Regions from separate parts of the Homo sapiens genome. Here region 1 is linked to region 2. Evidence: read pairs that join two places in POLR2A ChIA-PET (ENCODE). Cell type or tissue: PC-3. All regions are shown on one strand. Links, peaks and the distances in the headings refer to the core of each region. The heading gives the core; the rest is flanking DNA.

What was found. Peaks named below come from ENCODE experiments on the same cell type or tissue, not always from the same donor. Only the 100,000 strongest peaks of a DNase experiment are listed, where the experiment ranks them.
Region 1: POLR2A ChIA-PET joins it to region 2 with 16 read pairs; 2 of 35 experiments call an interaction of 5 or more read pairs at or near these places.

What each region holds. Positions count from the first base shown.
Region 1 is chr11:1,821,879-1,837,722 of GRCh38, forward strand. It overlaps SYT8 (synaptotagmin 8), which reads left to right and starts at 13,112. Exons shown (of 8, transcript NM_001394072.1): 1 at 13,112-13,321; 2 at 13,418-13,581; 3 at 14,008-14,106; 4 at 14,248-14,406; 5 at 14,547-14,714; 6 at 14,878-14,983; 7 at 15,079-15,212; 8 at 15,314-15,643. The coding sequence starts at 13,228. The coding sequence ends at 15,553. RefSeq lists enhancers at 1,863-2,364, 11,073-11,688, 11,689-12,302 and silencers at 10,641-10,850, 10,911-10,970. In PC-3, for the core only: CTCF peaks have their summits at 10,762 (motif pointing left) and 10,964; a DNase peak (open chromatin) is centred at 12,483; H3K4me3 peaks cover 988 bases; H3K27ac peaks cover 812 bases.
Region 2 is chr11:1,580,481-1,596,324 of GRCh38, forward strand. It overlaps KRTAP5-1 (keratin associated protein 5-1), which reads right to left and starts at 4,803. Exons shown (of 1, transcript NM_001005922.1): 1 at 3,862-4,803. The coding sequence starts at 4,769. The coding sequence ends at 3,933. The region is part of intron 1 of KRTAP5-AS1 (KRTAP5-1/KRTAP5-2 antisense RNA 1); the gene reads left to right. In PC-3, for the core only: no CTCF peak of the experiment used is centred there; a DNase peak (open chromatin) is centred at 8,951.

The DNA.
Region 1 (15,844 bases), core at 7,652-15,651, 240 kb after region 2:
GGATGGATGGTTGGGTGGATAGATGTGGATGGATGAGTGGGTGGATGAGTGGATAGAGGAATGGATGGATGGTTGAGTGGATAGATGGATGAATGGATGGATGGATGAATGGTTGAGTGAATGGATGGATGGATGAATGGTTGTGTGAATGGATAGATGGTTGTGTAGATAGGTGGGTGGATTAGCGGGTAAATGAGTGAGTGGCTAGCTAGCTAGCTACCAATCTATCTACCTATCCACCTGGCTATCCATGTAGCTAGATAGATAGATGCAGAGAGAGGATAGATAGGGGCACACAGAGGATGAAGGAAATGACAGATATGAGCATACCTGCAAACACAGAGCCCCATGGACAGGCAGATGAACACACACTAGCAGGAATAGCCTCTGACATCCCAGCCACCTTACAGCTCTCCGCGCTTCCTACGTGGTAACTTATGGCAGCCCTTGGATGTGTGTACTGCAGAGGGGGCATGTGAGGTTCAGGAGGGCCCTCCTTCTTGCTCAGCATCCTGCAGCTAGTAGGCAGAGGGACCCACACCAAGCGTCTCTGGGTGCCATGCTAGGACCCACAGAAATGCAGGCTTACCCAGGCCCCTGGAGATCAGATGGGCCCACAGAGAGGACAGAAGCTGGGGCCTGTGGATGACCCAGAAGTTCAGACACACCCACAAGTACCAGAAGTACACCAGGGGCCCACAGAAACTCAAGAGCCAAGGAGGATTCTTGGAACCACAGAGGGGAACACACACAGGCAGACACACAAACCCAGACAGCTCTTTTACCAGGATGACTGGATGGGTTAAAGGAACTTTCCTCAGCCCCACACCCCACACCCCACACCTCACGCCAGCCAGATATGCCCACAGTTAGGTCAGGGAGGGGTGGCCGAGAGTAACCAGGGGAGGGTTGGCTTTGGGCCACCAACAATCAGCCAACCCAGCCAGAAGCAGCTGTCACCATGAGGTGACTCTAGGGCCTGAAGAAGCCACTGAGGCCAGCAGTAGAGAGGTTCCACTGCCACCACCCCCAGGCCAACCCTCCTCTCTACCCTAGGGCCTGCCCTGAGCCCTCCAGAGTTCTCTATATTTGGAGATGCTGCCTTTCCGGCCGGCAGCCTTAGCAAGAACCAGCCCTTTGCTGGCCTACTTTGAGCTAATCCCCCAACCCTGCCCTGTGGGCACTGGGCAAACAAGCAGCCAAGTGGGCTGGAAGTGCAGCTGGGAGCCAGTCAGGGTCTCCAGGCAAGGAGAGAGAGGAGCTTGGGAAGTTCCAGGTCCCCAGGTCACCGCAGGGCAGCTTCTAGGTCAACATAGCCTGGCTGGATTCTGGCGAGCTGGTCCTGCGCCCTTGCTGTGTGCCTGCATTGCTTCTGCCTAGAACACTGGCCCTCTGATCTCCAGTCCTAGGACAACTCCCAGGTCACTGAAGGCCCACTGGGCTCTTTTCCCCTGGTAAACACTGTGGGCCTAGGCTCTTGCCTAGCGCTGGGCAGGCCTCTCCGGACCCCCACATGGGCAGTCTGTGCACCCCTATTCCCCGAAGCATGGGCCTAGGCCTGGTGTTCCCGTGCCATCCCTGGGAAGACGAGCCACCCTGTGGGTGGGTCTGCTCTGACCCGGGGAGGACCTTTCCCGAAGGTCAGAGTCCCTTACCTACCAGCCCCTGACCATGTCCAGTTCTGGAGAGGGTGAGCATGGACAGGGAGGCCCAAGGGGCTGCTGGTGGCCAGGCCTGGGAGGGCAGGCTGGAGTGAGGGGCAGCATACCCAGGGGGCAGGTGGGCTACAGGCCTCTGGAGGCCCCCATATTCCCCCGCCCAGCACCAGGCTCTTGCATGTCTTCACCTCTGTTCAGAATCTGGCCCTAAAAAGGTGGCAGAGGCTGGAGGCTGAGAGCCACCCCAGACTTAATGGAGGTGAACAGGAAGCCCCCGCGATCCAGCGTGGCTGGAACATGCTGTGGCTGTCAGAGGCGGGAAAGGCAGGACAGCCGTACCCGCTGGCTGGGGCTGGGTGGAGGGTGCCCAGAGGAGGGTGGGCCCAGCCTCCTCTCCATCCTGCTGGATGAGGCCAGATTTGGTTGGCTGGCCACTGTGCTGGCCACTGGTGGACCCCATGTGCCCCACTGGGAGCCAAAGGAAGTGGCCAGTGGTGAGGAGCAGAGGTAGAGGCGGTGAGACCTGCAGGCGCTGGGCAGCCCTGGCACCCACCCATGCCCTCACCTGCCAGCGTGTGCTCACAGAGCTGGGTGGCACCTGACGTCTCTCTGTGTGCGCCTTGGCCAGGAGGGCAGTGCAGGGTGCAGGGAGCCAGTGGCCTCCGGGGAACTAAGACCTGGCCCTTCCAAAGCAGGTTTGTGCAGAGTCTAGACAAGCTGCAGAATGTTTCCACCAAGAAGGCAGCTGCAAGAATCGGGGCGACAGTGGAGATCCCAGAGTCACCTGCGGGGCTGACGTGGAGAGAGCGAGTACGTGTGTGCGTGGGTGAGTGTGCACGTGCATTGTGTGCACAGGTGCGTAGCAGTGTGCCCGTGCCTGGCGTGTGCGTGTGTGTGAGGCTGTGTGGGTCAAGCGCCCACACTCACAGGTGAGGGCTGGGGCTGACACTGCCAGAAAGGGTCTCCTGTCCTCTTCCGCCTGCAAGCTGATGCCTAGTGTTAGGCAGGCCCCTCTGGACCCCGACATGGGCAGTCTGTGCACCCCTGTTCCGCGAAGTGTGGGCCTAGGCCTGGTGTTCCCATGTCACCCCAGGGAAGATGAGTCCTGCTGGGTTGCCAACTTCCACAGACCCCGACATGCTGGGTGGCCTTCCGGCTTCGCTGGGTCTTTTTCTCCTTCTCTCCCAGCCACTCAGATGACTTCAGTGGTGGCTTCTCATGCCTCAATGTCAAGGACTTAAGGTGACCCTCTGGGTTGGGGGCGAGGGGAACATCTGAGATCAGGAAGCTAAAACCCCTTCCAGGATGATCTGGATCTCCTGGGGTCACGAACTGCCCTGCTCTGAGCTCCTTTGGGGACGGAGGGTCCCAGGGCAGAGAGCTGTTCCAAAGAGACCCCAGTTCAGAGGCTTCTGTGCAGACCAGGCTCCCAGGACAGAGACTTTTATCTAGAAAAAGGGCCCCTGTGGAGAGGGACCCCAGGAGGAAGGCTCTGAACAGTCAGGGGTCCCAGGACGGCGCCCCTGGGAGCAGGAGGGTCCAGGCCTGCACTGGAGAGGCCTGCGAGAGGCCTGTGTACGGAAGGGGGCGCCCGAACGCCTGCCAGGCCGGCAGGCTGGGCTGGGAGGCAGCAGGCGGAGTCTGGCCCGTAGGGCAGGGAGGGAGCAGGGGTCGGGCGGGAGCCGGAGGTCAGGCCACCTCCAGGAGCGGCCAGCAGACAGCAGGGGGAGCTTGGAGCCCAAATGATCCAGCTCTGCCAGCAACCTCTGCCCCGTGCAGCCCAGGCTTTCCTGCTGGGACCCCCATGGCAGAGGTGCCTTGTTTGGGGCCAGTCGGTCATCCCCGGCCAGCAGCCACCCTTGGGGATGCCCATGGGGGAGGCTGAGAAAGGCCCTGAGGGCACCTTGGGTTGGATCCTGAGCCACCCTGGAGCCAACTCAGGGGAGCTGGGACTCAACCCCTAGCCCACCGGCCAGGCAGGTGGGGGGCCCCAGTCAGGGCTTGGGCAACGAGGAGCCCCGACCCGCATCACAGATGCACCAAGCCTGCTCGAGGGCAGTGGGAGAAGTGCGGCCCTCAGGATGCCACGTGCTCCAGGCCCGAAACCCTCTGGCTGGAGGGGCCCTCTGGAACTGCAGGGAGGACTCTGTAGCCAGGGTGGGGCTGGGGGCCGTGGGTGACCCTGGCTCCTTCCTTATTCTCTGAGCCCAGCAGCCACTTACTTGGACTCCTGTGTCACACAACCCTTGCCCCAGGTCTGCCCGCAGTGACACCCGCACACAGTGGGGCCTGCACGCAGTGATGTCTGCACACAGTGATGCCTGCACACAGTGGGGCCTGCCCGCAGTGATGTCTGCACACAGTGATGCCTGCATGCAGTGACACCTACACGCAGTGGGCCTGCCCGCAGTGATGCCTGTACGCAGTGGGGCCTGCACGCAGTGGGCCTGCCCACAGTGACGTCTGCACGCAGTGACGTCTGCCCACAGTGGGGCCTGCACGCAGTGACGCCTACATGCAGTGATGCCTGTACGCAGTGACGTCTGCCCACAGTGGGGCCTGCACGCAGGGCGTTTGCTCACGGCAGGTGCGTGCATGGTGGAGGCGGTGCCGCGGGGCTTTGGTCCAGCCTGGTCAAGGTGTGGAAAAGCCCCCGTCGCACCTGCAAGTCCCCCACCTGCTTGAAGGGAGCTCCTGGCTCATCCTACCAGGAACCCCGGGGGGCTCCGAAAGCCAAACCTCTGGTCTGCCCCTGAGCTGGGGGTGCCTGGAGAGTGTGGGGCCAGCAGCCGTGGGAACGAGGCTGGAATCCCGAGCAAGTAGAAAGGGGGCGGGGCAGGGAGGATGCAGCACCAGGACAGGTGGGGGCCCCGGGGCTCTCCAACCTGGGGGTCAACTGCGACTTCCGGGTCCTAAGTGTGGGGACCCCACAGGGTGGGACCCACTGCCCTCCTATCCAGGGATACAAACCACCCTGCCCACCACAGAGCCTGAATTAGGCCTCCTCTTCTTCCCCAGAAAACCTGAACAGCCCCCCATCCACCTCCCAGAGAGCCCAGACGGCCCCTGCGTATCCCATAGCCTGCCCGCTCATCTCTCCCACGGGGGCCCTGGTGGGTAGGACCCAGCTCGCACTCACACAGGGCTTGGAAAGCTGGGGCAGCTCCAGGGTGACCCCAGGAATCCCCAGGACAGGAGACATTGCATGCACACCACGTCATTTTCTGACCTCCAGGGAGCGCACTGCCAGGAAACTTGGGAGGCTGAGCGAAGGGCCTTCCCGCAAAGAGTCAGAGTGGGTGGGGGCGCGGGTTTCAATGGGCTCCAATGGGCTCCCTCCCTGGGCCACAGCCTCACAGCACCCAGCGTCCCAGCCAGGTTTGGAGCAGGGGCAGGGGTCTGCAGCCCCCAGAGGTGTCACACCCCTACTGCCTGCCTCTGTCCCCCACTTCTCTGGCCTTGGGACCCTGTCCCAAGGCGATGCTGACACATCTGACAGCCAGGCCGCCATGTGTCCCAGCCCGGGCAGCCAGTGGGTGGGTGGCCAAGGCAGCCTGGGCAGGAAATGGCAACGCGGTGGAGGGCCCTGGAACATTCCTCCAGCCTGCACACTCGCTGGTCCCTCTGGCAGCTGGTCCAGGACATGCCTCTGTCGGGGACTGGGCTCCCACACCCCGACACCCCCTGCTCTCCAGGCCCCTGTGTGTACAGGGAAGGCTTTGAGCACACGGCTCCAAACTGTGGGTCCCCATTCTCCCCTCGTGCCCCACCTAGGTCAGTCCCTGCGTCTGCCCCCACTCGGTGCTGCTAGTGCCAGCAGTATGAGGGTTTGCATTGGCTTTTGGCCAAACCCTGGAATGTGCCTGCTGGCTGCACGGCAGCTGTTCTTGGAACAGGGCGACAATGCACAGACTGTCTCTGAGACGTGGGCGGATGGGGTGCAGACTGCCCGGAGCTGCGCATGAACCCAGGCCCCGAGACAAGGGTGAATGGGCTCACACAGGCCGAGACACCGGTGAATGGTGTCCAAAGATGCAGCAGGACCTGGAACCGGCACTGGGGGCCCTCAGCCTGGGACTCGGCCTGTGTGAGGTGCGGGGCACAGGTGGCTGACGGCACACACTGCTAAGAACCCCTGATGAATGGGGAGCAGAGCACCCCAATACTCAGACTCACGGGGACACGTGGTCCAGATGCTCAGGAGGGGTGTATGAGCGACGGCACCCTGATTCCAGATGGGCATCTACAGTCACAGGCAAAGGGCATGTCGCTGGCTGTGCAGGGTCGTGGGGGGACAAGGCACCCAATTTTAGGGTCAGTGGGGTTCATGTCTCTCAGATGCTTCTGGGATTGTGAGGACTTCAGGCCTCTGAGGAAGGGGCACAAACCCCTGGAGGCTTAGGTGATGAAGCTGAGAATTCGTGAATAGGGCACAGGGGTGTCTGGACAGGGATGAATGTAGCTCCCACGGCCGAGACAGCCGCTGATGAAAGGGCAGCAGGCGTCCAAAGAAACAGGGGAACTTGGAACTGGCACTGGGGCCCTCGACCTGGGATATGCATCTGCGTTCGAGGCAGGCAGTGGGGGTTAGGCTGCTGAAGACCCTGACGGACAGGGTACAAGGCATCAAAGCCCTCAAGCAGCTAGAGAAGAGGGGGGCTCGAGGGCTTGGAATGTGGGTGCACAGCTCCCGACGCTGCAGGGGGCGAGGTAAGCCGTCGCACAGAGGGTTGGGGTGGAGCGTCCCGAGACCCGAAAACCCAGGGCAGAGTGCCCGTCAGGGTGATGGTTGAAGTCCTCACTACTCAGATGGTCGGAGGAGGGGGTAGGACACCCAGTCAGCTGCCGGACACTCAGGTAAGGAGGTACTGGAGCCAAACTGTCTGAGTGACTGGGTCTGCAGGACCTGAACCTTCACAATAAGAGGGCCCCCTGCAGTGGGACCAGAAGGGAGGGTGTGTGTCCAGACACGTGGGTGAATAAGGGCTATGCTTTCTGTCCTCAGGGGACTGGGGGCACCTTTGCAGATGTGTGCAATATCACCCACACTCTCAGAGGATTCCAGACACACACCACTCAGAAATGTGGGCTAGGAGCACCCGCTGCACCTGCGCTGAGAGAGCTGCAGAAAGGGTTACCAGCCCCTCGGGTGGAAGGAGACAGCCGGAGCTCTCAGGGTAAGATAACCTCACTTCTGACATATAGGGCACCACGACATTCAGAGTCCTGGGATCCACGCTGCCCAGATACTCAGACAAGTGGGGTATCAGGGCCCGTTTCTCTGTCATCCAGGTATTCGAGTGATTAGCGTTCCGGCTCCAGAACTGTCAAGAGGGCGGATGGACAGAAACTTGCCCAAGCCTCCAAGCAATGGGGTCCAGAGACCCAGACGCTCAGGCTGATGAGTGCAGGAACCCACACACTGACAGTAATGGGGTCCAGAGACCCAGATGCTCAGGCTGATGGGGACAGGAACCCACACACTGACACCAATGGAGTACAGGGCTCTAGGTATTTAGAATAATGGGGTACACGTGTCTAGATGTCAGTGAATTGAGGTGGAAGCTCAGCTCCTCAGAGGCACATTACAGAGCCATGGGAATGAGCAGCTCTCAGACAGGGCAGACACGAGGGCAGAGGAGGTGCACCCAGCAGTGAGATGCCTGGAGCACAGGACGTCCAAAACCACAGGAATGAGGCACCAGGCTCCCGGCCCTGGGCTGACACCCAGGCTTAAGTACCATGTGTCATGGGGGATTCAGAGGGTTCAACAGGTGGGGGGCACGCTGTCGTGGCACCCTGGTGACAACAGGAGACCAAGGAGGGGCAGGTCACCTGGCCCTGGGCATGAGGGAGGGGGCTGCACAGGCACTCAGGTCCCCAAGCTGTGTCTCCCAGGCACTCTCAGGCGTGGGGTGTAAAGATGCTGATGCCAGGGTTCCCCATGAACACAGACCCCCCTAAACAAGGTAAATGGGGTCCACACAAAAGTTGTGGGGGATCAGGCCCCTGCCATGAGGTCCCCAAGGCCCTTGGGAGATGAGGTCAATGCGGGGAGGACCGGGAGAACCCCCGTCCTCTGACATGGTGGCTGCAGTACCAGCCATTTGAGGAGTGGGTTACATGCCCCCAGACTTCCAGGTGACGGGGGTGGCCACCCAGACACTTCAAGACATGGGGTTTTCATCACCAAAATCCAGATGCAGATTCTCAGAGGATAGGAACTGAGCCCATGGAATCAGCACCAGCCATGTTCAGAGGGTGCAGACCCCCATGCCCAAGACGGAGCAGAGCCTCCCAGAGGCTCGGTGATGGGGTGCAGCCTCCACGGAGGCTCGATGATGGGGTGCAGCCTCTCTGGAGGCTCAGGTCATGGGGTACAGCCTCCCCGGAGGCTCAGGTCATGGGATGCAGCCTCCCAGAGGCTCGGTGATGGGGTGCAGCCTCCCCAGAGGCTCAGGTCATGGGGTGCAGCCTCCTCCCAGAGGCTCGGTGATGGGGTGCAGCCTCCCCAGAGGCTCAGGTCATGGGGTGCAGCCTCCCCAGATGCCTGGTTGATGGGGTACAGCCTCCCGGGATGAAGAGGCACAGACAGTATGCATGAAAGGTGAGTGTGGCACACACAAGCTAAGACACAGAGAATGGGCATAGGGCATCCCAAAGCACAGAGAACTGTGGCAAGCTGAGTTCCCCCATCCCCGGCCATCCCGGGCCCCAGCTGATGAGGGTGCCCCAGCCCTGCAGGGCTCAGCAGCTGGGGTCAGAGTGGGTGGGGCAAACACGCGCTCACCCAGCACACTTTTCTTTGTGTGCCAGTGACTCCTGGCTCCCCAGAGCCAGCGCTTGCTTTGCAGTCCAACCTCAAGCATTCCCCAGGCGACCTCAGAGGAAGCGTCCCCATCCAGGAGCCCCACCAGGGTCTCCATGAGGCTGCTGGCTGCCAAGCCACCGTCTCGGGGCCTCGGGACTGGCCTCGGGCTCCAGCTCTGTTTGGTTTTCTCCTTCCTGCCCTGGAACCTCAGACGCCAGTCTGGCTGTGAAGGCGCCCATATACTGGGGAAAGTACAAAGCCCCTACACAGCTGGCTGCAGAGAACCGCGCGCAGGGCACGTAGCTCAGCTGTACCCTGGGGCCAGCGTCGAGCCACCCCCTGCATGTGTCCCCTTGCTTGCCTAAAAGCCCCACTAGGGCAGCCTCTGGCCCTTCTCATCCCAGATTGAGTCAGACTAGGAGACAGACCCATACCCTGTGCAAACACCAGAAGGACGTACAAGTCCCCACACGCCCAGGGCCGCGTGTGACCGGACGGGCCCAGACGTGCACATGCATGCCCACACGTCCTCCTGCTGTGGCCCGAAAGCATCCTCGGAGCCTGGGCTATGTCCTCCACACTTGCTGCCTGACCAGCCCCGTGGGGCCGGCCCCGCTGGGACAGGTTTTCCCGTTAAGCATTAACCACCAGCAGATAAGGGCTCTGAGGGAACGCCCTGACCTGGGATGGCTGCTCCTCGGTAGGCCCAAGTCATGGATCTGACTAGAGTGACCAGACCAGACTAACTGGCAGAGCAGAGGGAGAGGAGCTTAGGCTATAGGCTCTGCTCGGGGGTCCAACTGAAGCAAGAGGCACTGAGGTTAGACCAGAGTGAGGACTTCCAGCCACTCACCCGGGGGCCAGCTGATAAGAGGATCACTCATTAGGAAACCAAGAACTCAAGGGATTGGGTCAGCCCAGCAGGAGACAAAGGCACAGAGGGGAATGGCCCGAAGGTGCCTGGGGCTGGAAGCAGAGGCAGTGGCGGAGCCAAGCCGGCCCACCTGGCTCTCTGTGAGCCCCCTGCCCCACACTGCCCAGGGCAGCCCCCGCCCGGCCCCTACCCTCCTCACACTTGGTTCCCCCCAGCCCACAGCACCTGAGGATGCCCTCTTCCAAGCCAGGCAGCCCTGCACCTCAGGACCCCTCCCCGTCGTGCAGAACCTGCTCAAACCAGGTTCAGCCAGGCCACCTCCTGCTGCCCCTCACCAAGGCCAGCCTGACGGGCCCATCGCCCCCTCCTGCAAAGCTAGGTAGGGCTCAGGGTGCCCCCAGCCCCAAGGGACCCTTGGAAATAGGCTGGAGCCCAGATGCTCAGCCTCTGCGTCTTGGGGAGACCTTCCTCCCAAAGGGAGTTGCCCAGCTATCACGGGCCAGCAGTTCCGGCCACAAGGTGGGGTTCCTGCAGCCCTGGCCCCCGCACCCCCTCCTACCCCAGGAGAGAGTTCCCCGTCACCAGAGGCAGTGCTGTCCGAGAGCTGGACCCGCCTTCGGGTGTCTGAGAGGAAGGCCTGGTGGCTGGCCGGCCACAGGAAGTGGTGGGCGTCAGGTGAGAGCATTTACACCTGGGGGGCTGCCAGCCCCAGCACTCGGGGAAACGTTGCTTTTCCAGAGGAAGGGCTCACGGAAAGGTGTTCCCACGGAAGCAGAAACCATTCCGTATAGACTCACCCTGGAGGGAAGCATTAGCAAGCCTGAAATGGTGCCCGCCTTGGGCTAACATGAAGTCTAAAGGAGGGGCTCACCCCCGTTCTGCCTGGTGGGGGCTGGGGGCCCTAACGGGGTGGAATTCAGCACAAAACGTCATGGCAGGTCTGGGGGTCCTGGGGTGACCAGGGAGGGTTCCCTGGAAGAGGTGGGCTCACGCTGGCCTTGGAGGGTGAGTCGGATGGGGATGCGGAGAGGCCTTCTAAGCAGCTTGGCAGCTGCAGGAGCAGAGCAGCCGCCTTCGTGGGGAGAGAGGAGCCGGTTTCCAGAGCCTTAAGGAGCCCGCTGGAGCGGTGGCCAGGGGGGAGCCGGGGAGGAGGGACCGTCTCCCTTTCCTGGGAAAACATGGCGTGAACTCCCAGAGAAGGTTTTCCCAGCAGGGCCACAGGAGACAGACAGCCAAAGCTAGACAACGGGGAGAGCAGCCCCGGGAGGCTCAGGCAGGGAGGGCGGGGGATTCCCAGATCTGGGAGGGGAGACCCGAGAGCCCCCAGCGCCCAAGGGTCTCCAGGGCACTGTCCCCGGGAGCCATGAGGGAGGCCGGGTCCCGAGGGGCGGACGGCGCCACCTGGTGGCCATGCGCCCGCTGCACCTGCACCTCCCTGGGGTCCCGGCGGTCCGGAGGGACCCCGCACCTCCCCAGGCTTTGGGACCCCCAGCATCGGCAGCCAGCGCCCCCAGGGTCCTGGGGTTCTCCGGAGCAGCTTCTGGGTGGCCCCTGTGCTCCTCTGGGGACAAGGTCACCAGGCTGGCCCGGGAGTGCCGCTGGCCGGCCGCGGCAAATCACTGCAGGGGAGCTCTCCCCGCCCGGCCCTGACTGTTCTTAGACTAAAGGAGGGGGGACGCCAGCAAAGCGGGGGCACAGGGGAGGGGCGCACGCACACGCACACGCACACATGCCCGCACTCACAGATGGAGATTCTGTATTGGCAACTTATCCGGAATCTCAACCATAAAAATCTGGAGTGAAGCTACTTTAATCTCAGCATGTATACAGGCTCTGACATTTCAAAAAGAGAAGTTGCCTTGAAACTCCACGTAGGGAGGAGGCAGTGGCCTGTTTGAATCTGGCCGGCACAGTCCCGCTCCAGGGACCCTGCGGACCCAGCCCATTCCATCAGCCACCACCAGTAGGAGCGCTCCGCCAGCCACGTGTGGGACGCCGGACCCACCTGGGAGTGTCCCCCAGGAGCTGAGGGGCTGCCGAGGCCCGTGAGCTTCACTGCACACCCACACTGCATCTGCAGGGGACTCACCCAAAGGGTCCCCCGAACTCGACAAGCTCCGTCATTTGTGAGGCCCAGTGCAGAATGAAAATGTGCAGCATCTTGTTCCAAAATTAAGAATTTCAAGATGGCCCCAGCACGCATTAAACCAAGCAGGGACCCCTCTGAGCATGGGGCCCTGCGCACAGGGTGCAGCCTGGAAAGCTGGCCCTGACCTCCGCATCTCCTTTTTGTACCTATAATCCCTCCATTGTGCTGGCCCCTGTGTTCTGGGGACAGGCTGGGCTTCCCAGGCCATGCTGGCCTCCAGAGCCACAAAACTAGAGCTCCCAGCCTCGGTCCACTCGTCTGTAAAACACCTGGCCTGCTGACCTCACAGGGTCAACATGCGTGTGGGGCTGGAACCTGGACCCTCCCTCCCCTCCTTGAGCTGCAGCCCCCTCATCTGAACACTGGGGGTTTGGGTCCGTTCTGGGAGTGCAGCTGCCTCTCCCAGCCTGCCAGGGAGTGGGGCATTGATGCTGTGTGCGCGTGCGTGTGTGTGTGTGTGTGTGTGTGTGTGTGTGTGTGTGTGTGTGTGTGTCTGGAGTCATGGCAGGGTCCCTTTCTGTCTGTCTCCTTGCTCTGCCCCAGACTGGGGGGCTGCAGAGGTGAGGGTATCTGGCCTCAACAGCTGCTTATTCCCGATGGGATGGCCTGGGCTGGGCCCCTGAGGCCAGGCTGACTTGGACATGGCAAGAGGGGTCCCAGGCTCTTGTGGGCAAAGCAGGGGAGGCGCCAATGTGGAGGAACAGAGTCTCCTGGCTGGCTGCTGCTCTCTGGAGCGGGTGGAGTCAGGGAAGAGCTGAGCTGGGGAGTCACCCTGGGCCTGGGGTCACCGTAGGCCCCATGTAGCACCCTGGTTCCCCTGCCTGTAGGTGACAGGAGCCAGCCCAGCCAGGTGTGCTCCCTCCCCAGGCCCTAGGCAGGCGGGTACAGGGGCCAGCAGCTGCGCCCGCCCCACCTTCCTTCCCACCCACATGCCGAAGGGTGGCCAGGCAGGCAGGTGGACGAGTCCAGGCAGCGGCTGAGTCAGTGTGTGTGGAATGTTCTGGCCGCTCCCAGCTGCACCCTGCCCCTACCTGCCACCACCTCACCTTCATCCTCAGGCGCTGCGGCCCTGAGCCCCTGCCAGGAATGCACCTTTAGCCCAGGCCTGCTCAGTGAGCTCCGCCGACAGCCAGCCCTGCTCCTCCCGCCATGACCCTGCAGACCCCTCTGGGCTTCCAAGTTCCTGGGGGCTGCAGTGAACATGCTCCACCTGCATGGCTGGCAAACCATGGTGGGCCCCAGCTGTGGTGCGTGCTGGGGTAGAGGCAAGGAAGTGATGGGACCGCAGAGATGAGACCCCCAGGGATGAGATGGGACCCCCAGGCAGGGCCCAGGGTCCAGGGCCCAGGAGAGAGAAGCAGGGAGGGAGAGAGCTTCCTGGTGGAGGACGCATCCTACAGTGGGGGCAAGGGTGCTCTGAGGTCCGGTGAAGGCAGGGACTAGGCTGCCCAGGCCCTGCCTGCTTGGCTGGGGCTGGGGGCTGCTGGGAGGTGGCTGGGAGGCTGGGCCTGGGCAGCTAAGCTGGAGCTTTGGCCAGGGTCCAGAGCCTCCCTCCCTTCAGCTTCCTGCTGCACAGAACCCTCGCCCCTGGCCACCCCGTGCTGCCTCCTTGCCCTGGCAGACCCAGCACTGGCTGCTGCTAGTCAGATGGGGTAGCGGGCAGGGGCCGGAGGGGCCACCCTCCCAGCTGACCCAGCCTCCTGGGCCGCTTCTTCCAAACCAGCAGGGTAGAAAGATGGGGCACCCACCAGTCTCTCCCAGTGCCCCGGCCCCAGCTGGCACCACAGCTATACCTGGGCTTATTCCAGACCTTGTCGCCGGGACCCCCTGTGAGTTGTGGGATTCCCAAGAGGGGTGTGGGGATAACCCAGCCAAGTGGGGGCTGCAGCTGTCCACAGATGCACTCAGCCTGGCCTCTACCCCAGGGCCCCGCTGGGCTCTCATTGCCGGCGCCCTTGCCGCGGGCGTCCTCCTCGTCTCCTGCCTCCTCTGTGCTGCCTGCTGCTGCTGCCGCCGCCACAGGAAGAAGCCCAGGGACAAGGAGTCCGTGGGTCTGGGCAGTGCCCGCGGCACCACCACCACCCACCTGGTGAGGAGCGGCTCCTTGCTCACTCAGTCCAGAGAGGGCTTGAAATCCAGGCTCCAGAGCCCAGGGCAGCGAGGCGAGTTCAGCCCCAGGGATGGTTTAACCCCCACAGAGGCAGGGCGTTGAGGACCTTCCTGGCAGGGAAAGTGGGTGAACAGAGGTGAGAAGGAGGCCATGCAACAGGGGCTGCCCCATGGGCCCGAGGGAGCCACAGCGGGTTCTTGAGGAAGGCAGGGGGTACCCCAGATGCCACGTTTTGGGTGGGTTTGGCCGGTCTCACAGAGCGAAGCCGACGATTTGTGCCTGTTGGGTGGCCTGGCCTGGAGGCGGGGGGTCTTGACCCATGTCATGCAAGGGCTGCCCGGGAGCCCAGGGCTCTGATGAGGCATGATGTCAGCACCACCTGCCCCTTGTCCCAACTCACTCCAGGTGCAACCTGATGTGGATGGCCTGGAGTCCAGCCCGGGGGATGCTCAGCAATGGGGGTGCCTGCAGCTCTCCCTGGAGTTCGACTTTGGAAGCCAGGAGGTGAAGGGCCCCGCTGCGCAGGACCAGCGGTTCTGCGAGTTTCCGGAAAGGGTGACGGGGGAAGGGCAGACCCCATGCCCTGGGTGGTGGGGAGCTGACAGGGCAGGGGCCCTTGGCTGAGCCCACCCCGCTGGCTCCCAGATCAGGGTGGGCCTGAGGCAGGCAGCCGACCTGAGGCCTGGGGGCACCGTGGACCCCTATGCCCGGGTCAGCGTCTCCACCCAGGCCGGACACAGACATGAGACAAAAGTGCACCGAGGCACGCTCTGCCCCGTGTTTGACGAGACCTGCTGCTTCCACGTGAGTCAGGGATGGTCGGCTGGGTGGGCCTGGACGGCTGGATGGGCCTGGGCTGGGTGGGCCTGGGCAGCTGGGTGGGCCTGGGCAGCTGGGTGGGCCTGAGCTAGGGCAGCAGGGCCTGGCTCACGCCGCTGCCTCAGATCCCGCAGGCGGAGCTGCCAGGGGCCACCCTGCAGGTGCAGCTTTTCAACTTCAAGCGCTTCTCGGGGCATGAGCCCCTGGGTGAGCTCCGTCTGCCACTGGGCACCGTGGATCTGCAGCATGTTCTGGAGCACTGGTACCTGCTGGGCCCGCCGGCTGCCACTCAGGTGAGGTGCTGGTCACCAGGCCACAGCCCAAGGCAGAGCTGGCAGGGACCCTGCCCTATGGGCCATCGGAAAGACAGGCCTGATGGGCAGCATTTTCGGGGGTCTGAGCCCCAACTCGGCCAGAATCACCCTCCCGGGCTGAAGCCCCTCTTGCTGCCCACAGCCCGAGCAGGTCGGGGAGCTGTGCTTCTCTCTCCGGTACGTGCCCAGCTCAGGCCGGCTGACCGTGGTGGTGCTGGAGGCTCGAGGCCTGCGTCCAGGACTTGCAGGTGAGGGTCACACCTGCCCACGTTGTTGTACAGAGGGGGGGCCCGTGCTCAGCCCCGAGCCCTGGGATGCCCCTTCGGCAACCTTGCCCTCCCAGAGCCCTACGTGAAGGTCCAGCTCATGCTGAACCAGAGGAAGTGGAAGAAGAGAAAGACAGCCACCAAAAAGGGCACGGCGGCCCCCTACTTCAATGAGGCCTTCACCTTCCTGGTGCCCTTCAGCCAGGTCCAGGTGGGCCACCGGGAGGCAGGGGCAGAGCGAGACCCAGTGCCAGACCACGATGACTGTGGTCTTTCTCCCCCAACTCCAACCTCTGGCCTGTCTCTGCACAGAATGTGGACCTGGTGCTGGCTGTCTGGGACCGCAGCCTGCCGCTCCGAACTGAGCCCGTAGGCAAGGTGCACCTGGGTGCCCGGGCCTCGGGGCAGCCCCTGCAGCACTGGGCAGACATGCTGGCCCACGCCCGGCGGCCCATTGCCCAGCGGCACCCCCTGCGGCCAGCCAGGGAGGTGGACCGCATGCTGGCCCTGCAGCCCCGCCTTCGCCTGCGCCTGCCCTTGCCCCACTCCTGAATGCACCACATGCCTCTGTCTCCCCGCTGAGCCCAGGCACTTGCCCAGGCCGCCCTGCAGGACCACTGCAATAAACGCCTTCTCCTGCCACTGTGTGTCCGGCTGGAGCCTGGAGGGGATGCAGAAATAGGGCCCGGGCCCGCTCACCAGGGTCCCCTGACAAGGACGGGGGAGGGGCTCCTCTCCAGACTCAGCCAGGCCCTGAGGCCTCTGACCGGTCCCTGCTTGACCCTCGGGTAGGGGTGGGGAACCTCCCCGGGGAGCACAGATCTCCCCTCTCCGGGCCGCCTG
Region 2 (15,844 bases), core at 4,214-12,213:
CTGGGACTACAGGCGCATGCCACTACACCCGGCTAATATTTTGTATTTTTAGTTGAGACAGGATTTTACCATGTTGGCCAGGCTGGTCTCGATTTCCTGACCTGTGATCTGCCTGCCTCGGCCTCCCAAAGTGCTGAGATTACAGGCGTGAGCCACTGTGCCCAGCCCTTGGCTACTTTTTATATTTTTAGTACAGACAGGGTTTCATCATGTCGGCCAGTCTGGTCTTGAACTCCTGACCTTGTGATACACTCACCTCGGCCTCGCAAAGTGCTGGGATTACAGGCGTGAGCCACCGTGCCTGGCCCTTGGCTACTTTTTATATTTTTAGTAGAGATGGGGTTTCACCATGTTGGCCAGTCTGGTCTCGAACTCCTGACCTCAGGTGATCCGCCCTCCTCGGCCTCCCAAAGCACTGGGATTACAAGCGTGAGCCACTGTGCCTGGCCCAATCATAGTTATTTTAAAGCCCTTGTTTCCTAACTCCAATATGTGGCTTATCTGTAATCTGCTTCTTCTGTTAGCTTTCCGCATGATTATTGATCACTGTTTCCTGCTGTGTCCTGTATCTCGTGCTTTCTGTCAGAGGTATGCCTCAAAGGACCGTGGGGGTCCATATCTAGGGACCGTGGGGGGTCCATATGTCGGGACCGTGGGGGTGTCTATATCTCGGGACCGTGGGGGTCCATATCTAAGGACCGTGGGGGTCCATATCTTGGGACCATGGGGGGTCTATATGTCAGGACCGTGGGGGTCTATATCTAAGGACCGTGGGGTTCTGTATCTCAGGACCGTGGGGGTCCATATCTAGGGACCGTGGGGGTCCATATCTAGGGACCGTGGGGGGTCCATATGTCGGGACCGTGGGGGTGTCTATATCTCGGGACCGTGGGGGTCCATATCTAAGGACTGTGGGGGTCCATATCTTGGGACCATGGGGGGTCTATATGTCAGGACCGTGGGGGTCTATATCTAAGGACCGTGGGGTTCTGTATCTCAGGACCGTGGGGGTCTGTATCTAGGGACCGTGGGGATCTGTATCTAGGGACCGTGCGGATCTGTATCTAGGGACTGTGGGAGTCTATATCTAAGGACCGTGGGGTCTATATCTAGGGACCGTGGGGGTCCATATCTCAGGACCGTGGGGATCTGTATCTCAGGACCGTGGGGGTCTGTATCTCGGGACCGTGGGAGTCTATATCTAGGGACTGTGGGAGTCTATATCTAAGGACCGTGGCGTCCATATCTAGGGACCATGGGGGTCCATATGTCGGGACCGTGGGGGGTCTATATCTCGGGACCGTGGGGGTCCATATCTAAGGACCATATGTCGGGACCGTGGGGTTCTGTATCTCAGGACCGTGGGGGTCTGTATCTAGGGACCGTAGGGATCTGTGTCTAGGGACCGTGGGGGTCTATATCTAGGGACTGTGGGAGTCTATATCTAAGGACTGTGGCGGTCTGTATCTCGGGACCGTGGGGGTCTATATCTCAGGACCGTGGGGCTCCATATCTCAGGACCATGGGGGTCTGTATCTAAGGACCGTGGAGGTCTATATCTCGGGACCGTGGGGGTCTCCATCTAAGGACTGTGGGGGTCTAGCTGCTCTCTTCCAACAGTGAGCACGTGGCCTCCCTCTCTAGTGCAGACAGGGAGAGGAGCTGAACATTTCGTCTACCCGCTCAGTTAGGGATTGGGCCACTTCAGTCAATCGTCCCTCTGTGTGGCTTTCCTGGAGTTTTGGTTAAGAGCCTGGCCAGTCCGTGTCTTCTTATCCCTGACAGGCTGTCAGAGAGTCACTTCTTTCCCTGAGGTACAGGCTTAGCTCTTTAGTTGTCTGCTCAGGCAGCTTCAAAATTTGGAAAATGTCTTAAGGGCCAGATTAACCTGTGCCTGGGGCAGGACCCCTTCCTCTAGAAAAGCTCTGTGTACTAAGCTCCACAAGGCTATGCGAGACTTCAGCGCACCTGCGGAGGCCTCAGGCCTCACTTCTTAGCCTCCCCAGAAATTTGCAAATGTCCCAGTTTTCTGCTCCAGCCCCTGTGGTTGCCAAGAGCCCTGCTGGGTATTTCTCCCAGTAGAATTCCTCTTCCCCAGTGGGACCGAGGCTCAGCTCATACCCAGCACTGGTTAATTCCTTAAAGGGAGAGAAGCCGACATTCAGCTCATCTTGGAAGGGCTCTCTCTGAATGTTTTCATCTGGTTCTTGTTGCTTCTACAGTTCTCCAATGTCTTTTTTATAGATACATTTTTCCGGTATTTCAAAATTGTGGGCCGGATGCAGTGGCTGACGCCTATAATCCCAGCACTTTGGGAGGGTGAGGCAGGTAGATCACTTGAGGTCAGGAGTTTGAGACCAGCCTGGCCAACATGGTGAAACCCCATCTCTACTAAAAATACAAACAAAACAAAATTAGCTGGGCATGGTGGCTCATGCCTGTAGTCCCAGAAACTCAGGAGGCTGAGGCAGGAGAATAGCTTGAACCCAGGAGGCAGAGGTTGCAGTGAGTGGAGATCACACTACTGCACTCCAGCCTGGGCAACAGAGTGAGACTCCATCTCAGAAAAAAAAAATTGTGGTAAGATACATACGGTAGGATTTCCTGAAGTTATTTATTTATTTATTTATTTATTTATTTATTTATTTATTTTACCATCTGAGTTCTGTAATTAATGTGGCCTTCTCTGGTTGCTGCAATGGGATTGCTGACCTTCCATATACATCCCCTCTGGAATGTCATATTTGCATTCTTCTGGCTTTTTTTGTTTGTTTTTTGTTTTTTTTGAGACGGAATCTTGCTCTGTAGCCCAGGCTGGAGTGCAGTGGCGCGATCTCGGCTCACTGCAGCCTCCGCCTCCCGGGTTCACACCATTCTCCTGCCTCAGTCTCCTGAGTAGCTGGGACTACAGGCGCCTGCCACCATGCCCGGCTAAATTTTTGTATTTTTAGTAGAGAGGGGGGTTTCACCGTGTTAGCCAGGATGGTCTCAATCTCCTGACCTGGTGATCCGCCCCCCTCGGCCTCCCAAAGTGCTGGGATTACAGGCATGAGCCACCGCACCTGGCCGCCGGCATCTTTAATTCAGACTGCCAGCTTCCAGAACCCTGAGAAATACACTTCTGTTGTACATGCCAGTCCATGGTGTTCTGTTACATCAGCCCAAAGAGAATAAGACCGCGTGGTAACAGGCCATGATGACCCCCTAGTGATTGCTTTTGCCTGATCAAGGCAAGGCACCCCCGCCCTGAGCCAGATGCTGAGAGGGTGTGGTAGAGGCTGCACGGCAAGGGGCTGAGCCAGGTGGCTGCTGGTGCTCCTGCCTCTGACCGCCACCATGTATCCAGGATCCCTGCTGGCCAGGGCGCCCACCTGCCTGCTCCGGTTTGGTTCAGGGCCGGTGTGTGTGTGTGTGTGTGTGTGTGTGTGTGTGTGTGTGGTTCCCAGGGGACCCAGTGTAGCCACAGATGCCCCCCACCTGCCTCGAGAGGGAAATAAACATAAATATACCAAGACAGCTATGGGGTGCTGGGGTGAGCGGTTTATTGGATGTTTAAAGGACAGAGATCTGAACTCCTAGTGACTGCAGAGTGAGCAAGCACCCTGGGCTGTCCTGCAGGGCTGTCCGTGCTGGATGTGGTGCCAGCAGGCAGGGCTTGCGGATAGGCATTTGCTGCAGGTGGCTGGGGCGGTGGGGGGCTGGTCTCCAGATGCCTGGAAGGGAGGCCTTGAAAGTCATTCTTCTTGGATGCATGGGCCCATGGCATTTCTTGGTAGAAGGTCAAAGAGAAGTGTTCATGCTTGGCAAGGCAGGAGGGTGGGAGATAGGGTAGTGGGTGGGGAAGGAGAGTCTGGCTCACTGGGTGCCAGGAAAAGGAGGTAAAGGCTGGGCAGGAATGCCTGGCCATGGTAAGAGTCCTGCAAAGCCAGAAATCAGATCTTGCACTGGCAGCACACGGGGACACAGCAACTGGACTGGGAGCAGCAGGGCTTGCAGCAGCTGGATTGGCAACAGGATGACCCACAGCCTGAGGAACAGCAGCAGGGCTTACAGCAACTGCACTGGGAGCAGGATGACCCGCAGCCTCCCTTAGACCCCGCGCAAGAGCCACAACTGGAACAGGAACAGCAACACACGGGCACACCGCAGCCGGAGCCACAGCCCCCACAGCCGGAGCCACAACCCCCCTTGGATCCCCCACAAGAACCGCAGCCCCCCTTGCAGCCTCCACAGGAGCCACAGCCCCCCTTGGAGCCCCCACAAGAACCACAGGCCCCCTTGGAGCACCCACAGGAGCCACAGCCCCCTTTGCCACAGCTGGAGCAGGAACAAGCTGGCACACAGCAGCACATGGGCTTGCAGCAGCAGACAGGCACACAGCAGCTGGAGCCACATCCCCCACAGCCGGAACCACAGCCACCCTTGGATCCCCCACAAGAGCCACAGCCCCCCTTGGAGCCCCCACAGGAGCCACAACCCCCCTTGGATCCCCCACAAGAGCCACAGCCCCCCTTGCAGCCTCCACAGGAGCCACAGCCCCCCTTGGAGCCCCCAGAAGAGCCACAGCCCCCTTTGCCACAGCTGGAGCAGGAACAGGTTGGCACACGGCAGCACACGGGCTTGCAGCAGCAGACGGGCACACAGCAGCTGGAGCCAGAACCTCCACAGCCAGAGCCACAGCCCCCACAGCCGGAGCCACAGCCCCCACAGCCGGAGCCACAGCCCCCACAGCTGGAGCCACAGCCTCCGGAGCAGCCGCAACAGCCCATGGTTCTGGTGGATTGAGGGTGGAGCAGGTAGAGGAGCAGGTGAGAGGGAGGTGCAGGTGTGGAGCTCCCTGAGCCTGGACCCTTTATATCCCTGCCCAGGGTCATGTGTGAGGCTGGGCACACATTTCCTGGTTCCTGTTTGTGCCATTTTTAGGGCCCCTTTTTCTTGTTTCCTCTAGAAATCCGCCCCTTGGTGTATGGGCTGCTCAGTGGGCTGCTGCTCTCTTGCTGAATCTGTGTCCAGACTTAATGGAGGCCCCCAAGGGTCTAGCCTCTCCCTGTTGACTCCAGAGTCACACTGGATTTACAAAAGCATCTATTTTAGGCTGGGCATGGTGGCTCACACCTGTAATCTCAGCACTTTGGGAGGCCTAGGCAGGTGGATCACTTGAGGTGAGGGGTTGGAGACCAGCCTGGCCAAAATGGTGAAATCTCGTGTCTACTAAAAACACAAAAATTAACTGGGTGTGGTGGCTCACATCTGTAATCCCAGCACTTTGGGAGGCCGAGGCAGGTGGATCATTTGAGGTCAGGAGTTGGAGACCAGCCTGCCCAACATGGCAAAACCCCATCTCTACTAAAAATACAAAAATTAGCCAGGCATGGTGGTGCATGCTTGTAACTCCAGCTACTTGGGAGGCTGAGGCAGGAGAATGGCTTGAACCCAGAGGTGAAGGTTGCAGTGAGCAGAGATCACACCACTGCACTCTAGTGTGGGCAACAGAGCGGGACTCTGTCTCAAAAAAAAAAAAAAAGTGATCTATTTTAGTTGAACGATGGTATAAAGAGTAATATATTTAAAAAATGTAAAAAAAAACCCTACTCAACTTGGGAAAAAATGGCATAAATAAATGAAGTCTCTGTTCCTCCATCTCTCCATATTGTTTCTGTCCCACCCTAATAATTTCTTGAATTTGGAATTCACCACTCTCATGAAGGTCCTCACACTCCTACTTAATATGTATGTTCCTTTAAAAATGTTTTGTGGCCAGGCGCGGTGGCTCACACCTGTAATTTCAGCACTTTGGGAGGCTGAGGTGGGCGGATCATTTGAGTCCAGGAGTTTGAGACCAGCCTCACTAACATGGTGAAACCTCGTCTTTACTAAAAATACAAAAATTAACCAGGTATGGTGGCATGTGCCTGTAATCCCAGCTATTCGGGAGGCTGAGGCAGGAGAATCGCTTGAACCTGGGAGGCAGTGGTTGCAGTGAGCTGAAATCACGCCATTGCACTCCAGCCTGGGCAACAGAGTGAGACTCTATCTCAAAAAAAAAAAAAAAAAAAGAAAAGAAAAAAGAAAAAAAAATTTTACATGCTGAAAACTTTATGTAATGGGTATTACACTGTATTTCTCTTTCTGTAAATTGCTTTTGAAAAAAATAGGTGTTAGGCTAAAGAGATTTTCTCTAGGGATACATATGGTTTTAATTTATTTGTTTTCTCTGATTTCTAAATATACATTGACTTATCCATTTACTTGTTGATGGACCTTTTGTTTCCTTTTTGTTGCTATTTCAAGCAAGCTGCAACTTTCTTGCCCAAAACCCCTCCTGCAGGTGTGGGTGCCTGAAAGTCAGGAGGTTCTTGTTACCAAGCTGTCTTCCCAAGGGATCCCCCCAGCCAGCTGCTGTCCAACCAGCATTGCCAGAGAGCTCCTGTTTCCTGGCACCCCCACCAAAACTTGCAACTGTCAACTTACACCCTTCATGTGGGTGTGTAACACAGTGTTACACACTGTGGTTTAATATTCCCTCTTCCTGGTTACTAGCCATGCTGTGCCTCTTTCCATATGGTCACCTGTCATTAGAGTCTCGTTAATTTCACGTCCTTGGCCCACTTTACAAAATTGAGATAGTTATTATTATTAATTTTTGAGATGGAGAGTCTTGCTCTGTCTCCCAGGCTGTAGCGCAATGGTGCGATTTCGGCTCACTGCAACCTCCGCTTTCCATGCTCGAGCAATTCTCCTGCCTCAGCCTCCCGAGTATCTGGGATTACGGGCATGTGCTACCACACCTGGCTAATTTTTGTATTTTTAGTAGAGTCAAGGTTTCACCATGTTGGTCAGGCTGGTCTTGAACTCCTGACCTCAAGTGATCCACCCACCTCGGCCTCCCAGAGTGCTGGGATTACAGGTGTGAGCCACCACACCTGGCCAAGATCATTATTATTTTTATTGGTGTCTGAAGTTCTTTGAATTTTCTGGATTCTTTTATTTTGAGATGGAGTCTTGCTCTGTTGCCAGGCTGGAGTGCAGTGGCATGGTCTCGGCTCACTGCAGCCTCTGACTCCCTGGTTTGAGCAATTCTCCTGCTTCAGTCTCCCCTGGGATTACAGGCACGTGCCACCACACCCAGCTAATTTTTGTATTTTTAGTAGAGACAGGGTTTCACCGTGTTGGCCAGGCTGGTCTCCTGACCTCATGATCCACCTGCCTCAGCCTCCCAAAGTGCTGGGATTACAGGCGAGAGCCACAGCGCCCAGCCTTTTGTTTCTTCTTCTTCTTCTTCTTCTTTTTTTTTTTTTTTTTTTTGAGACAGAGTCTCGCTCTGTTGCGCAGGCTGGAGTGCAGTGGTGTGATCTCGGCTCACTGCAACCTCTGCCTCCGAGTTCAAGCAATTCTCCTGCCTCATCCTCCTGTGTTTCTTCTTAACATAGATGTCATTTATTCTAAGTTTTTCAAATTTATTGGGATGTACTTTTCATAGTTGCCTCTGTTTTTGAAGATGGGATCTTGCTATGTTGTCCAGGCTGGGGTGCAGTGGCCGTTCACAGGCACCATCATAGCTCACTGCAGTCTCGAACTCACGCCTGGCCTCAAGTGGTCCTCAGCCTCTGAAGTAGCTGGGACTACTACAGACTACCACATTTGACTACTACAAATCCCTACCGTGTGCCACCACGCCTGGCTTAGTAGCCTGTTATTTTTAATAGCTGCTAAATTTGTCATTATTTGCTTTCTTTTCTTTCTTTTTTTTTTATGGCAGGGTCTCACTCTGTCACCCAGGCTGGAGTACAGTGGTGTGATCTCGGCTCACCACAACCTCTGCCTCCCGGGTTCAAGTAATTCTCCTGCCTTAGCCTCCCGAGTAGCTGGGATTATAGGCACCTGCTATCATGCCTGGCTAATTTTTGTATTTTTAGTAGAGATAGGGTTTTGCCATGTTGGCCAGCCTGGTCTCGAACTCCTGGCTTCAGGTGATCCACCTGCCTTGGCCTCCCACGGTGCTGGGATTACAGGCGTGAGCCACCGTGCCCAGCCTATTTGCCGTTTTTCATCCCTGCTTCAGGTTATACATGCTCTTTCTCCTGCCCGACCCTTTTTTTCCTCATTGGTTTTGCTAAATATTGTTGATTTTCTTTGTCTTTTGAAAGACCAGCTTTTGATTTTGTTGATTCTGTTTGTTGTATGTGTTAAACATTTTTATTTAGTTCTGCTCATATCTTTATTTTCTCCATTGTTCTTTTTGCACTTTCTAAACATGCGGGTGCTGGGGTGCGTGACTGTCTGCTGGACGTGGACTGTCAGGCCAGGAGGCGTGCGATAGAGAGTCACTGCCATCTGGGCTTTCTATCTGTCCCTCCTTCCTTCCCTCCCTCCCTCCCTCCCTTTTCTGCAGTCATTTTCATTCAGCTTCTTTCAGCCTTTCTGCAAGCTTCTGGGTGAGGTAACTACTGTGGGGCTGCTTTAAAAGCTCCCATATTTTGGGGTCTCTGTTCTTTACCCGATGAGCTAAGCCTGTGGGGTTTGCTGTGATTTCTGACATACGTGGGCTGCTTCCCACCACCCTTTGCATTTCACCATCCTGTGGTAGTGCTTCCTTCCCCTCTTCTTTTAGATGGAGTTTTTAAGGTTCTGTTTTTGTTTTTATTTTGTTTTGCTTTGACTGACTTAGAAGTTATATACACTATTCCTGTTTTTAGCAGCAACCTTATGCATTTCATGTGTATTTTTAAACAAATGTTGTCTACACGTGATGGCCCTCTATTCCTCCCCTGCTGAGAGTTGTGCAGGGAGCTGGGGACAGCTTCTTCCCCTGCCCAGCCCCTCCGGTGTCAGCTGTGGGAGTTTCTCCAGCGTCTTAGCTCCTCTCACATTGCTCATCATTGTTTATTTATAGTCAGTATTTGCTTAAACTTGCCACACATCCACCAACAACTCTAGGCGTGGTTCTTGCTTACACCATACTTCTTCCTTCCGGGCTCAGCTTCCTTCTTCCTGAAAACATCCTCCGGAAGTTCCCTCACAAGCATTCATCAGTAGACAGTCTGCATTTTTACATGGAGGTGGCTTGTTTCCTGCTCCTCCTGAGCATTCATCAGTAGACAGCCTGCATTTTCACATGGAGGTGGCTTGTTTCCTGCTCCTCCCGAGCATTCATCAGTAGACAGCCTGCATTTTCACATGGAGGTGGCTTGTTTCCTGCTCCTCCCGAGCATTCATCAGTAGACAGCCTGCATTTTCACATGGAGGTGGCTTGTTTCCTGCTCCTCCCGAGCATTCATCAGTAGACAGCCTGCATTTTCACATGGAGGTGGCTTGTTTCCTGCTCCTCCCGAGCATTCATCAGTAGACAGCCTGCATTTTCACATGGAGGTGGCTTGTTTCCTGCTCCTGGGCTCAAGCCATCCTTTCTCCTCAGCCTCCCCAGCAGCTGGGATGACAAAGGCACACCATCACACTCAGCTAATTTTAATTTCTGTGTAGAGATGGGGTCTCTCTAAGTTGCCCAAGCTGGTCTAGAGTTCCTTGGCTCAAGCAACCCTCCCACCTTGGCCTCCCAAAGTGCTGGGATTACAGACGTGAGCCACTATGCCTGGCCTGCCCTCACTTTTGAATAATGCTTTGGTTGGCACAAAATTCCTCAGTGCTTGAAAGGTGTCACTGGCGGCTGTTTCGTCTGTTGCTGCTGTCACTTTCTCTGCCCCTCCGCTGGAGTCCCCAGCCTTCTGAGTCTGCTGTGGAAGCTGGAGTCTCTGGCCTTCTGTGTCCGCTGTGAAAGCTGGAGTCCTGGTCTTCCGTGTCTACTGTGGAAGCTGGAGCTGCCTGGCCTTCTGTGTCTGCTGTGCAGGCTGGAGTCCCTGGCCTTCCATGTCTGCTGTGGAAGCTGGCTTGCACATTTGGTTCTCCCACCTGCTTCATGCCATGTCCTTCCTGGACCGAGGGTTCCAGTTTCAACCTTGGGAGACTCTCCCTGTCTCACCTCTCCCGAGTCTCTCTCATCTCTAGTTGGACAAATGTCAAATCTACTACATGTCCCCATATGTCTTTTTTTTTTTTTTTTTTTTTAAGACAGAGCCCTGTTCTGTTGCCTAGGCTGGAGTGCAGTGGCAAGATCTTGGTTCACTGCAACCTCCAACTCCCGGAGTCAAGTGATTCTTCTACCTCAACCTCCCAAGTAGCTGGGATTACAGGCGCCTGTCACCATGCCCAGCTATTTTATTTTATTTTATTTTTTGTATTTTTAGTAGAGAAGGGGTTTCACCATGCTGGCCAGGCTGGTCTCAAACTCCTGACCTCATGATCCGCCTGCCTTGGCTGCCCAAAGTGCTGGGATTACAGGCGTGAACCACTGCGCCTGGCCCCCATGTGTCTTTTTTAAAAAAAGAAAACCGTTTTATTGAGATAAATGTGCATATACAGTTTGTCTATTTAAAAGTCCACAATCTGGCCAGGCGTGGTGGCTCACACCTGTAATCCCTGCACTTTGGGTGGCTAAGGTGGGTGGATCACCTGAGGCCAGGAGTTCAAGACCAGCCTGGCCAACATGATGAAACTCTGTCTCTACTAAAAATACAAAAATTAGCTGGGTGTGGTGGTGCATGCCTGTAATCCCAGCTACTTGGGAGGCTGAGGCAGGAGAATGGCTTGAACCCAGGAGCGGAGGTTGCAGTGAGCTGAGATCTTGCCACTACACTCCAACTTGGGCAACAGAGTGAGACTCCATCTCAAAAAAATAAATAAATAAAAGAAGACCGTCATAAGTGGAGAAATATATCATGTTCATGGGTGGAAAGTCTTAACATTATAAAAAGTTCAGTTTCTTATATTCATACATTCAATGGATTTTATTCAATTAAAATTCCAGAAGGATTTAATTCTGAAAATTATTCCATAGATCTAAAATTTATGTGCAAACTTGTGAATAACTGAGACACTCCTGAATAATATTCAGAAGGGGTAGTCTCTGCCTGATATTAAGGCATAATAAAGTCTTCGTTGTTAAAACAGTTTGCTACTAGCACATGAATGGATAAATAGTTAGAAGTACAGAACAGGAACCCAGAAAAGACCCATCTATTGCAGAGCTTTAATTTTTTTTTTTTTTTTTTTTGAGATAGAGTTTCACTCTTATTGCCCAGGCTGGAGTGCAATGGCACGATCTTGGCTCACCACAACCTCCACCTCCCGGGTACAAGCAATTCTCCTGCTTTAGCCTCCCGAGTAGCTGGGATTACAGGCATGCACCACCACACTGGCTAATTTTGTATTTTAGTAGAGACGGGGTGTCTCCGTGTTGGTCAAGCTGGTCTCGAACTCCTGACCTCAGGTGGTCCACCTGCCTCAGCCTCCCAAAGTGCTGGGATTACAGGCGTGAGCCACCGTGCCCAGCCAGAGGAGCTTTAATCTTTAACAAATTGAATGGGGAAGATGGCTCACTCTATGCAGAGAATTAAAATTAGATGCCTACCTCACACCCTCTATAATCCACATGGATTGAAGACCTAAAAGGATATGTAAAAGTGAAAGGAAAATATAAAAAGAGTGGAAGATAATATAGGAGATTGTGTTTATTATCTTGGGGTCAGGAAATGAATTCTTAAATATGATCCCCAGAACATAAACAGTAATTAGGAAAATGCTGTATTTAACCACATCAAAATTACTGATATATGTCTGGATATCACCCCACAAAAAAACCATTAAAAGATGATTGGGGCCAAGTGTGGTGGGTCACCCCTGTAATCCCAGCACTTTGGGAGGCCGAGGTGGGCAGATCACCTGATGTCAGGCGTTCGAGACCAGCCTGACCAACGTGGTAAAACCCCATCTATACTAAAAATACAAAATTAGCCAGGTGTGGTAGTGCATGCCTGTAATCCCAGCTACTCGGGATGCTGAGGCAGGAGAATTGCTTAAACCTGGGAGGTGGAGGTTGCAGTGAGCCGAGATTGCACCATTGCACTCCCGCCTGGGCAGCAAGGTGAAACTCCGTCTCAAAAAAAAAGAAGATTGATCAACTGGGAGAAGATATTTGCCATTTGCCATATTTATAACCCCTAGAAGCTAATGTCTAGACAGGAACCCTGAAAATCAACAGAAGAGGGCAGGAGACCTAGTGGAGAAGTGGGCAAAGCATAGGAATAGACCACCCACAGATGGCTAGTGAGGACGCGAAAAGACCTTCAACCTTATTTTTAATCAGAGTTAAGCAATGAAAACAAAACGCCCCTGGTTTTTGAAGAGAATGGAAACACCTGCAGTCTTACTGATATGTTACATTTAGCGCGTGGTATTTAGTGAGAGGCGTGAGCAGCTATGTGCTTACCTGCAGCATACAGCGGGAGTCGTTACGTGACTTCTGCCTTTCAAGCACATACAGTGTAATGGGATCCATCCATCACACAAATATACTAGCTCTGTACACAGCCTTGAGGAGGAGCAATATTTTTGGTTGTTATAAACTGCATTTTTTTTTTTTGGTATGGCCTTTTGATTCTGGGAAGCACATTCATTCTATGGCTATTGCCTTTTTAGATCATGAAAGCATCATTCCATATTGATGAAGAAGATGTAGATATGGCACTGATCAACACCTCAGTCGCCTTCCTTCCAAAACAGATACTTCTCAAGAAATCTGGGGCCGGGTGTAGTGGCTCACGCCTGTAATTCCAGCACTTTGGGAGGCCAAGGTGGGCAGATCACAAGGTCAGGAGATGGAGACCATCCTGGTTAACACAGTGAAAACCCATCTCTACTAAAAATACAAAAAATTATCCGGGCGTGGTGGCGGGTGCCTGTAGTCCCAGCTACTCAGGAGGCTGAGGCAGGAGAATGGCGTGAACTCAGGAGGCAGAGCTTGCAGTGAGCTGAGATCGTGCCACTGCACTCCAACCTGGGCGACAGAATGAGACTGTATCTCAAAAAAAAAAGGAAAAGAAATCTGTTCTCCCAGGCTCCCCATTTCAGCATCCCACTCATTGATCATTGAAAACTCATTCACTAGGTTCACCACTCCTGGGTGTTATGCTGAGCAATGAGGATATTCATCATGGTGGATTATATGGCAGCAAAGAGCTCAAAAAAGGGTGATGGATGTGGGAAATGGGGGGCAGGAATCTAGTGGAACACACTTCAGTGGCCAGAAATAATGCATTGTATTTTCATGTAGCAATACATGCCAAAAGCACCAGATTTGCTTAAAACGCAAGAAACAGAACAGAATTTATAACCATCATGAATTTAAATAACATACACAAGGCTGGACACAGTGGCTCACGTCTGTAATCCCAGCACTTTGGGAGGGCCAGGCAGGTGGATTACTTGAGTCCAGGAGTTCGAGACCAGCCTGGGCAACGTGGTGAAACCCTATCTCTACAAAAAATACAAAAATTAGCCAGGTGTGGAGGTGCGACTGTAGTCCCAGCTACTTGGGAGGCTGAGGCAGGAGGATCGTTTGAGCCCGGGATGTGGAGGTTGCAGTGAGCTGAGATTGCACCGTTGCACTCTATCTCCAGCTTGGGTGACAGAGCAAGACCTGTCTCAAAAACAAAACCAAAACCAAATACATACACATTGAAAAATGCTACATATTTGTCATGATTATATGCAAATGTTTGTAAATAACTTATGGAAGATGAATTGGAAAGATACCTGCAAGGATGGATGCCTATGGGTGGAGAGGATGATGGGACTTGGGATAATGAAGGAGAAAAAAGTTAAATAAAAACAATGTCTATATAGGATTCATTAGCTGAGGATTGTGATCTATAAAATTCTCAGCACATATATGATGCATGCATATATATATATATGTATATATATATTTTTTGAGATGGAGTCTCACTCTGGTTGCCCAGGCTGGAGTGCAGTGGCGTGATCTTGGCTCACTGCAACCTCTGCCTCCTGGGTTCAAGCGATTCTTCTCCCTCAGCCTCCTGAGTAGCTGGGATTACAGGCGTGCCCCACCATGCCCAGCTATTTTTTTTGTTAGTTTTAGTAGAGATTGGGTTTCACCACGTTGGTCAGGCTGGTCTCAAACTTCCGACCTCAGGTGATCTGTGCGCCTCAGACTCCCAAAGTGCTGGGATTACAGGTGTGAGCCACTGCACCCAGCCAGGCCTTTGTTTTTATTTTGCCTACTATTAGTATAGCTTGCTTTGCATGTTATGTCTTTTTCTACCCCCCCTTCTTTTTTTTTTTTTACATTTTTGAATCCTTATGTTTTAGATGCAACTTTTGACTTTACATCTAGTTATACATTTTTTAAGAAAACTTGTCTAGCAATCTTTATATGTAAACTAGAGCATTTTGTCCATTTACTTGTGAAATAATTACTGAAATATTTGGGTTTAAAACCTATGTTCTTAGTCTGAATTTTCTATTGCATCACCTGATCTATATTTCTTTTTCTCTTCTGTTCTTTTTGATTAGTGCTTTTTTATTCTAGTTTTTTATGTAATTGTTTGACTGTCATACATGACTTTGGTTAGGAGTCTTGGATCTTCTTTGCTTCTTTTCAATTTTTGTCATTGTCTCTTGAATCCTTTTTAGTTCTTCATTTCTTTTTGGTTTTTAAAATTTATTGTACTTTTTTACTCATACGTTTGTCCCACTTTAGACTTTATTTCTAGAGTGATTTCTTTTAACTCTAATTTTCTCTTAAGTGATGTCCCCTCATTTAGCAATTCTTCTATTTATGACTTTTGTTGTTCATTTATGTCTCTTTTTTTGAGATGGGGTTTCACTCTGTTGCCCAGGCTGGAGTGCAGTGGCAGGATCATAGCTCACTGCAGCCTCAACCTCCTAGGCTCAAGCAATCCTCCCGCCTCAACTTCCCTAGCAGCTGGGATTAAAGACACACACCACCATACCCACTTAGTTTTTAAAATGTTTTGTAGAGGTGGGGGTCTCACTATGTTGCCCAGGCTGGTTTTGAACTCCTGGCCTCAAGTGATCCTCCTGCCTCACCTCCCAAAGTGCTGGGATTACAGGTGTGAGCCACCGCGCCCGGCCTTATTTATGTCTGGTATCATTTCCTTTCATTGTTCATTAGCTCCTTTGGAAACAGTAGGCTACCACTGTGATCTGTTTCACGGCAGGCTTCCTAGCTTTCTTCCATTGCCTCTAGGGACTTACCGAGGGCCCTTGCACCCACTCACCACTAGAGGGAGGAAAACCTTCCCCATTTCAGGAGCCAAATCCAAAATTCATGCTGCGCTTTTCCAGCACACACCTGTTGGCTCTTTTGAGGTTCCCCTGTTTTCGTCTCTGTTAGATGTTTCTTCGCTTTCTCCTGCACAGACACTGAAACCCTGGGGGACTGTGGCTCTTGGAAATTTATCCCCACCTTCTTGTACTTTTAGGTTCACCTGCTTTTTCTTAAGACACCATCTCACTTTATATTGCCCAGGCTGGAGTTCAGTGGTGCGATCACAGCTCACTGCAGCCTCAGACTCCTAGGCTCAAGCCATCCTCCTGCCTCAGTCTCCCAAGTAGCTGGGGCTGCAGGTTTGCGCTACCATGCCTGGCTTACCTGGTTTTGTTATAAGTCTCCAGCATGCATTTTTGGTTTTGTTACCGAGTTGCTCGGTGTCCTGTGGGCTGTGGGAATGTACAGGGCCCAAATGTAATGAACTCTGCGTTCATGTCTGCTGCCACCTTCTGGAGTTTCCCAGTTTGGATTTTTGAGTAAACTGTCTTAAGCAGCATTTCCTTTTAACGTCGTGAAACTAACGATAGCCATGTCCCCTAGCAAGATGCACCTTTGACACACTTTTATTCCCTCTCCTAAAAGTGGCTGAATTAATCTAAGCCTTTATTTCTAGATTATTTCATTTTTCCTTACATT